Regions from separate parts of the Homo sapiens genome. Here region 2 is linked to region 1. Evidence: chromatin loops called from intact Hi-C (ENCODE). Cell type or tissue: MCF 10A. All regions are shown on one strand. Region 1 holds the start of LINC01682 (long intergenic non-protein coding RNA 1682). Region 2 overlaps GALNT2 (polypeptide N-acetylgalactosaminyltransferase 2).

The links. A loop is a pair of places that touch in the nucleus more often than their neighbours do. Peaks named below come from ENCODE experiments on the same cell type or tissue, not always from the same donor. Only the 100,000 strongest peaks of a DNase experiment are listed, where the experiment ranks them.
Region 2: it touches region 1 in a loop (8-fold over the local background); 2 of 110 quality-filtered maps call a loop at or near these places.

The regions. Positions count from the first base shown.
Region 1 is chr1:229,885,406-229,889,405 of GRCh38, reverse strand. LINC01682 (long intergenic non-protein coding RNA 1682) reads left to right here and starts at 3,588. Exons shown (of 2, transcript NR_146476.1): 1 at 3,588-3,866. In MCF 10A, no CTCF peak of the experiment used is centred here; a DNase peak (open chromatin) is centred at 1,815.
Region 2 is chr1:230,083,271-230,087,270 of GRCh38, reverse strand. The region is part of intron 1 of GALNT2 (polypeptide N-acetylgalactosaminyltransferase 2); the gene reads right to left. Among named protein-coding and RNA genes, the nearest start is that of GALNT2, 18 kb to the right of the region's middle. RefSeq lists an enhancer at 2,467-3,008. In MCF 10A, no CTCF peak of the experiment used is centred here; DNase peaks (open chromatin) are centred at 60, 2,490 and 2,830.

The DNA of each region.
Region 1 (4,000 bases):
CAGCTTTAGCTCAGATCTTGTGTCCACAGCTCTTCAAAGATCTGAGTCCTCAGAAGAAATGTCCATAGATCTTTTTGGTAATAGATAGGGGGTATCACTACTGTGTATGCTTAATGTGGCAATACAAGGTCATTTCTCAGGGGTACCCAGCCTCTCTTTCAATACAGGCTCTGGGTCTGATAAGTGGCTCAGGTCTGGAAACTGGGCAAGGGATCAAGATTTTTCATTGCAGCAGCTGACATCAGCCTTCTGCTCATCAGCTTTTGATCTTTAGTTACATAGTTCAAACAATATGTTCCAGTCTCACTGCTAGGAACACCACAGTCTATTAGTTACTACTCCCTGATTCCTGCAGATAAGAACCCAGATTGTCCTTCTAACTTTGCTGCTGTTACAATCATTTGTCTACTTTGCCTTTGATGGGTAAGTGCTGCCAACTGTGCTGTGCCCTTCTTGAATCCCATCATACCCAATGACACTAAGAGGGAGCCCAGACCCATAGCAGCCTAGAAAGGTCAATCACCGGAAGTTTCTCAACAATGTTGATGGCCACCTCACTGACGTATTCCTTATATTGCTAATGGAGAGCAAACCCTCTGGGCTCTCCCAGAGCTGGCTAATTGGCAGATTCTCTGGTCTTACATAGTAAATCTATTTTTGTATGCCTACCTCGCTAGACACTCTACCCTTTCTGCTGCAAAGTTCTGGCATTAACAAGAGGTCATTATTGTTTCCAAGCTGTAAGGCACTATCTTGGCAGTGCATCAGGACTGGCTTAGGTGTTCTTGCCAGGACACTACATCCTGAGCCACAGGAGACAGCCCACATATCCATAAACTCTCCTTCAGTCCAGCATTCTCAAAATTCAGCCCCAAACATGTCTTCCTGGGTCATGTTGGTACACATTAGCTAGATGTTACATCCCTTTCTGAAACGATGACAGTAATTCTCTCATCGGGCATTCCAAGGCATGTACCAATTATTGGCCTAAACAGGGATTGGCAAACTATGGCCCATGTGTCAAATATTGTGTGTTTTTTGTAAATAAAGTTTTATTGAAATACCCATTCATTTACATATTGTCTATGCTGCCTTTGTGATACAATGGAAGAGTTGAATCATTATGGCAAACACTGTACAGACCACAAAGCCTAAATTTTTTGCTGTCTCTTTACAAAATAAGTCTGCTGACCCCTGGTCTAGAAGCTGTGAGGGCTGGTGGAGGAAATCTTGAGAAGGGTACTCATCATCTCAGAAAGCCTCTGCCTCAAGTGAGGGCTTTGTATGGTCTTGGGGTAAGGGAAGGCTTTTTCTCTCTACAAGGGAAGTGGGCCACTTCTGCAAGCCGAGAGAGTTCCAGGGAATCTGAGGATTGAAGGTTCTCAAGCACATCTACCTGAAAGTCCTCATTTCAGGTCCTCAGGTCTCTTCCTCCTTATCAGCCCCTTGACTTTGACACAGAACATTTGCTGGAGCCACAAATTCAGACTTTGCTATTCTTTTATCAGATCATAAGCTTAATTTTCAGCAGGATGTGCCATCCAGTTACAGAGCCTTGTTAATTGGTAGATTCTCTGGTCTTACATAATAAATCTATTTTTGTATGCCTACCTTGCTAGACATTCTACCCTTTTTGCTGCCAAGGCAGTTTTGGCATTAACAGGAGGTCATTATTGTTTGCAAGCTGTAAGGCACTATCTTGGCAGTGCATTAGGACTGGCTCTAGCTGTTACATGCTGTCATAGAGATTTTCTGGCTTCTAATTCTGTGCTTACTTTGGTTGTTAGCTGACTCAGCCTGGCCTATTTTCTCCCTTCAGGGCATTGATGCACCTAACAATCATCTCCACCGCACTTGTATGTGCTGTCACCACCATAGCTCTCAAATGCTAGTGATATTATTGCACAAGCTGGTGCGTCCTCTAGCACCTGCACTTCTTCCTGTATCAACCAGGCTCCAGCCCAGCCAGGAGTTTTAAACCACATTAGTTATTTTTACAGAGAGAATTTAATACCAAGAATTGAGGAACCAGACAGGTCTAAATGGGCACATTGAGATAGGGTGAACAACCATCCCAGTTTGCCCAGGACTGTTCTAGTTTTAGCACTTAAAGCACTGTGCTCTGGGAAAAACTTTAGTCTCAGGCAGAGCAGGACTGCTGGCCACCCTCACTGAGGTATCACAGAGATGGTAACGGCAGGATGCAGCTCTCATCCCAGTACTGGGGGGCACACAGGAAAGAGTTTTGTCTAAGTAGAGGGCACCAGCTAACTGGTGCTTGTATCCCTGAGGGGTGCCATGAAGCTGGTTTGGGCAAAGCCATTAACTGGAACCAATTGTTGCTATTGGAACCAAGTGTTGTGAGTGCAAAGGTGATGCATCATTGCTGGGATGAGCCTGACACCAGAGGAAGGGAGGAGATGAGAAGGAGCATGTCCCTTCTTTCTTCTCTAGCCTCCAGTTTTCCTCCAGCTTCCCGTTGCCCCCCGCCCCAGAGCCTAACTGGGAGCCACTGGCAGGGCAGAAATGTGGTAGGTGGGAATTCCTAGCCGCAGCATCAGAGAGCAGTGTACCAAAGACCCGCATCCACCCTGGCATTCCGGCTGCTTACTGGGTGGAGCTGCAGTAGCTTATTCACCAAGTGAAGACATTCTTAACAGTCACGATGCATGCCAAGGGGTCATCACCACCCACTTACCACCGAAAACCGGGGCCTTGTTGCCCTCTGAGCAGCAAAGGATCCAAGAGCAGAATCCCACAAAACTCTGCTACCAAGACCCCTTCAAACTCTAGCTGTCTTAGTTTGGGGGGCCCCCAAAGCAGATCCCAAGGCAAAGATTTGAGCACAGTGATTTATTTGGGAGGTGGATGGGGCAAATAAAGATACATTATTGAGCCAGCTAGCACCACAGGAGACTGTAGGGTTGGTCTGGGCTGGGTCCAAGTGGGCTGCTTTAGAATCCAGATGACGGAGCTGGGGGAAAGAAGCACATTCCCCATTTCTTCAAGAAACTCAGCCTACCTGCAGGAATGCAGGGAGCACCTCAGAGGCTTTAGACCGTGGTGGGGAACCCCACGCAGGCTGCACCTAAGGCAGGGACACGCAGTTCACATCTGCCACAGCTGTGATGAGGGGCCTCCACTGGATATCTGGCCATGGCACACAGCGGCCACCACCAAAAGGGCAGGAGGAGGGAGACATGAGATCTGAAGTCAGCTTGAGTGAGGAGCCTGAGATGCTGAAGAAATCGGGAGAACGTGGCGGGTAGTGGGCAATGCCTTAGTTTGAGTTACCCCCAGAAGCAATCCCTGGGAAAGGACACAAGCACATGTTGCTTCCTTGGGAGGTAAAGGAAAACATCATTAGGGGAGTAGTGAAATGAGACAGGAAAGGGGATGTGGCCGGTACAGGGTGTGTTATCACAGCAGCCATGGCTGTGGGTAACAGGAGCCTAATGCCACAGGGAGCTGGAAGCCAGCAGAACACACATACCTTGTGGGTGGGAGAAGCTTCAGTGTTTCCGTGCAGGATTCAAAGATTGCTTCTCTCATTAATTCTCCTCCTGGACTGCCTTGCCTGAGGGCAGAATGACCTTCTGTGGCTACAGAGAAAGGCTTCAGGCAAAGAGATGCAGCTCTGGGCCCCAGAGTCCGCTGGAGCACACTGAAGCTGGAGCACACTGAAGTGGAAGATGGGGCTGCAGACAGAGACTGGGCAGCCTCTGCTCCAGGGAGGCCCGAGAGCCAGAGAGCAGATTCCATAAGAAGAATAACTCCCATTCCTCATGCATGAGACCCTCTGCTAAATGCTTCCTGTGCACCACCTCCAGAAATCCTCCCAAGCCAGGACACCAGCAGTATTACAGGTGGAATATCCCTTATCCGACATGCTTGGGTCCACAAGTGTTTTGGATTTTTTCAGATTTTGGAATATTTGCGTATATATAATGAGATATCTTGGGGATGGGACTGAAGTCCAAACATGAAATTCATTTATGTT
Region 2 (4,000 bases), 200 kb before region 1:
ATGAGGGAGCTCTTAAAATACAGAAACTAAGCATGCCCCAGCAGGCCAGGCCCCTTCCCTATGGGGAGAGTGTGCACTGGTTTGGAAAGGGCGGTGCCAGATGCTGGCTTAGAGCCCGCTGCATAAAGAAGGGGTAGAAGACAGCTCCCAGCCAGGACCTTCCCAGGTGAAATACCTCCCTCCCTGGGATGGAAGAAGACCCCTCCCACACACACTCTACTGAGCTCTTTCTCCCTACGTGCCTGGTGTGGGTTAAGTGCTCACCAGGCAACATCTTGTTGAACCCTTGTGACAGCTTCATGCAGTAAACCCTGTGATAAACTCCATCTCGTAGAGGAGTAACAGAGACATAGAAAGGTACTTGTCTAAGGGCACACAGGTAAGTGGCAGGGCTGACACCTGAGCCACTCCATGACTCCAAAGCTCAGCACTGCCCACACCAACTTTCTAGAGCACTCTTAGTGGTCCCCAATAGCACAAACAGCATGACGGACGCACCACTGAGTACAAAGGGCTGTGCCCCGAACACATGAATAACAAGTTATTAATTGCTCTAAGAGATCCAACCCAGGAGATTCAGGCTGCAGCAAAATCCTCATTTCTGCAAAAGTTATGTCCTGAGCAGGGGTGAGCCAAGGAGGAACAAAGAATGAAAAGGAAAATAAATTCCCTTAACACACGGGGGAAAAAAAAACTGCTCACTTTACAGCTGTTTTCCTCCTTTGCCAGTAAGAACATCCCCCTAAAAACTGTAAAATGGAGAAAGCATCAATCTCCAAAGAGTGAGCAATGCAGACAGTTCTCGCACAAGGGCCATCTCTTATCTTGCCCTCCCTCTATTCCCTTGACTTAGGCATTTTTCCTCACTCCAACTCCCTCCTTGCCCTACCTCACCAGATAAAGGGCCGGCAGAATGACCAGGAGGTGCTCTGCTGGGTCGTCAGGCTGAACTAACCACCTCTCAGCCCAGAGCTGAGCAACGTGCTGTATCCCTAGTCACCATCACCCACCCTTTCTAAACCCTTGCTGAAATGCCTCCAGATTCCAGCCCTCCAGGAGCTCGTATTATTCTCTACCTACAAACTCGCCAAATAATTGAGAGCAAAATTTTCTCAGTTTCACCTCTGGCACCCTAGGAATACCAAGACCTGGATTAAAATCTTGTCATTTGTTCTGTGAATTCCATGAAGGTGGACGGAAATCTCTCAGCACGTTTCTGGTGGAACCCGAGTTCGTTCCTTAACCAGGCAGGTCAGCAAGCAGTTTCCAATCACCTTAGGGGCACTGATAGAGCTGTGGACATACGGTGAGCCCACTCTTCTGGGCTCCAGGTATTGCCTCGGGTTTCCCCAACATTTCACAAACATAAATCCATCTCCGTCCCATCTGTCAAACATCCTTCACCCCCAACGTCTACACCAGAAGTCAGTGGCCTATCAAAACAGTTCTGTAAGTGGTTGGCTAAGGTATAGAGCATTAAAATAACCAGCCAGGAGGAGCTCCAGAAGATCCAAAATGCAATGAATAAGAGAACCTCAGATGCCTAATCCTGCATCTTGCCTAAACAGGTAGACTGCCCCGGACTTCAACCTAGACAATCACAAACATTACCGCCTACATTCAGAACCATTTTCCAGTGATGAACTGGATCATGCCAGACCCCTAATGAACTCCTACAGGGACGGCACCAGGTCCAAGAAGCTGAAGGAGACCCAGAGCCAGCAAATGAGACACAGGGGCTTACGAGTGGGAAACCTGTACACAGGGATGGCCCAGTGGCAGTGGACTGGGCAGGAAAACTGCAACTGCTTGAAGCCTGTGGTTTATAAATAGAGTTTCCACCTAGCATCCTCTAACAGCCTCCACGGGGCAACCTTCATTTAACCCAAAACAAAGGGCCTCGCTCATCTGTATGCCCAGTGTTCCACGGGACAGGATAGGGGCTCAGATGTTCCTCATAAACAAGGAATGAATCTCCAGGTTGGCCACTCCCGGATTCCTTAGCTCAAAACTCCAAACACACATTCAGGTGTGTCTGCCCCACAGGGTCACTGTCAGGGTATGCTTCAGTTTTGCCGTCAGGTATGTCTGCCATCCGCAGTGGTGAAAGGAGAGTTAATAATAAAAACTTTTGCTAAAGAGAGCCAGAAGAGAGGAGATTGCTTACAAACAACTGATCATTCTATTCCTCATCAGCTCTCTCCTGTACCTCAGCATCACTGCACAATCTTTCTCCACTTCTCGGAGATGAAATGGCACCTCCACCTTTAGGGCACAGGATTTAAGGGCTTAACTTACAAATACAGCTGGGGTCTGTTCAGCTGCAAGAGCAAGGCAGCATGTCTGGACGAAAAAGCAGACATTCTTGTCTCCCCTAATCCCATGTTCACCCTGCACCAGGGAGAAAAAGCCAGACTTGCACCCAGAAATGATGTCAACTCCCAAGCATGCTGCCAAACCACAGCATGTTACCAGTCAGAGACTCAGCACGCAGATCCCAGCAGAAAAGGGCAAAATGACTTGGTAGCCCATAGCTGAGTCACCCAGCAGGCAAACAGCTGAAGGAGAGTAGGAGGGAGCCAGGGGCCAGGGATGCCTTGAACCTGTGAGGCATGGTCCCCCATGTGGCAGACCCTCCACAACCCTGGCTCTCAGCCATTCTCCCCCGAGCCCACCAGTCTCAGCCTCATCTCCCTCACCTAGCAACGTCTCGGTGCTGAGCCAGACACAGGAAGTGCCAGGGCAGACAAAATCAGATCCTAAATGCTCACCATCCCCCGGCTGTCTCTCTGACCTCACGTCCCATTCACCAGCTTGCCCTCCTCCTTTGGTTGCCCAGACATGCCAAGTTCATTCTGGCCCCAGGATCTCTGCACAGGATCTTCTCCAAGCCCAGACAGCCTTCTGCCACACTGGATCATTCTGGTCAACAGGCCTCGCCCACAGGTCCCCTCCTCGGCCCTTCCTGATGAGGACTCACCTCTCATGGAGCCCCACTTCACACTCTGATATTGGCGTGACCGTCCCCCAGCCTGCCCTCCTTCCAGAATATACATCCCTGGGCCCATGTTAGCCTGGCTCCCCACTGTCTCCCTGCTGTGGGAGGGGCCAAGCCTGTGCTGGCCTCAAGACACTCACAGTCCACTGGGACGCAGGGGATCAAATTAAAAATTACACAGAGGCTCCAGGCAAATCAGGGAAATCTCGGGTGTCCAAAGTGACATACAAAGGGGGAGGGCTGCTGGAAGTGCAGACCCTCACCTTCACAGGCATGTACGCCAACATCCGGGTGCTGATGGAGATGAGCTCAGGCCTGTCCACGGCTCCAGCTCCTCCATGTGCAGCAGGCACCATTTCCTTCAGCTTGCATGCAGGTCCAAGGACACAGACAGTGGGCCCCCTCCGGCCCCCTTCTATTGGAAGGGCTAACAGAGGCCCACCAGGATTTCCAACCCTTTCTTACAGAGTTTTACTTGGTCCTGAACAATCCAGATACTCCAAGTAAAAACAGAGTAACCCCCACTGTCATTCCTCTGAAGAAACTAAATGCTCAGTGCTGACCATCTCCTTACTCTCCGGACACCGTTTAACAGCAAGGACAGCTTTCTGAAGGAAAGATCAATGCCTTAAAATGAGGATTCTAAATTTTCAAACATTTTAACATAATGCAAGCATCAGGGGGCTGCAGGTGACCTTTCAAAGTTGTTTCTCAGATCATTTCCTCTGTTCTATCAGTCTGGCTTCTTGTTCCATCATTGGGCCCCCCAGCTCCATCATCCCAGCCCCCTGCTCCATCATCCCAACTGTCTGCTCCAACATCCCAGCTCCCTGCTCCATCATCTTGGCTCCCCGCTCCATCATCCCGCTCCCTGCTCCATCATCCCACTCCCTGCTCCGTCATCCCAGCTGCCTGCTCCCTCATCCCGGCTCCCCTGCTCCATCATCCTCGCTCCCCACTCCATCATCCTGGCTGCCTGCTCCAACATCTGGGCTCCCCACT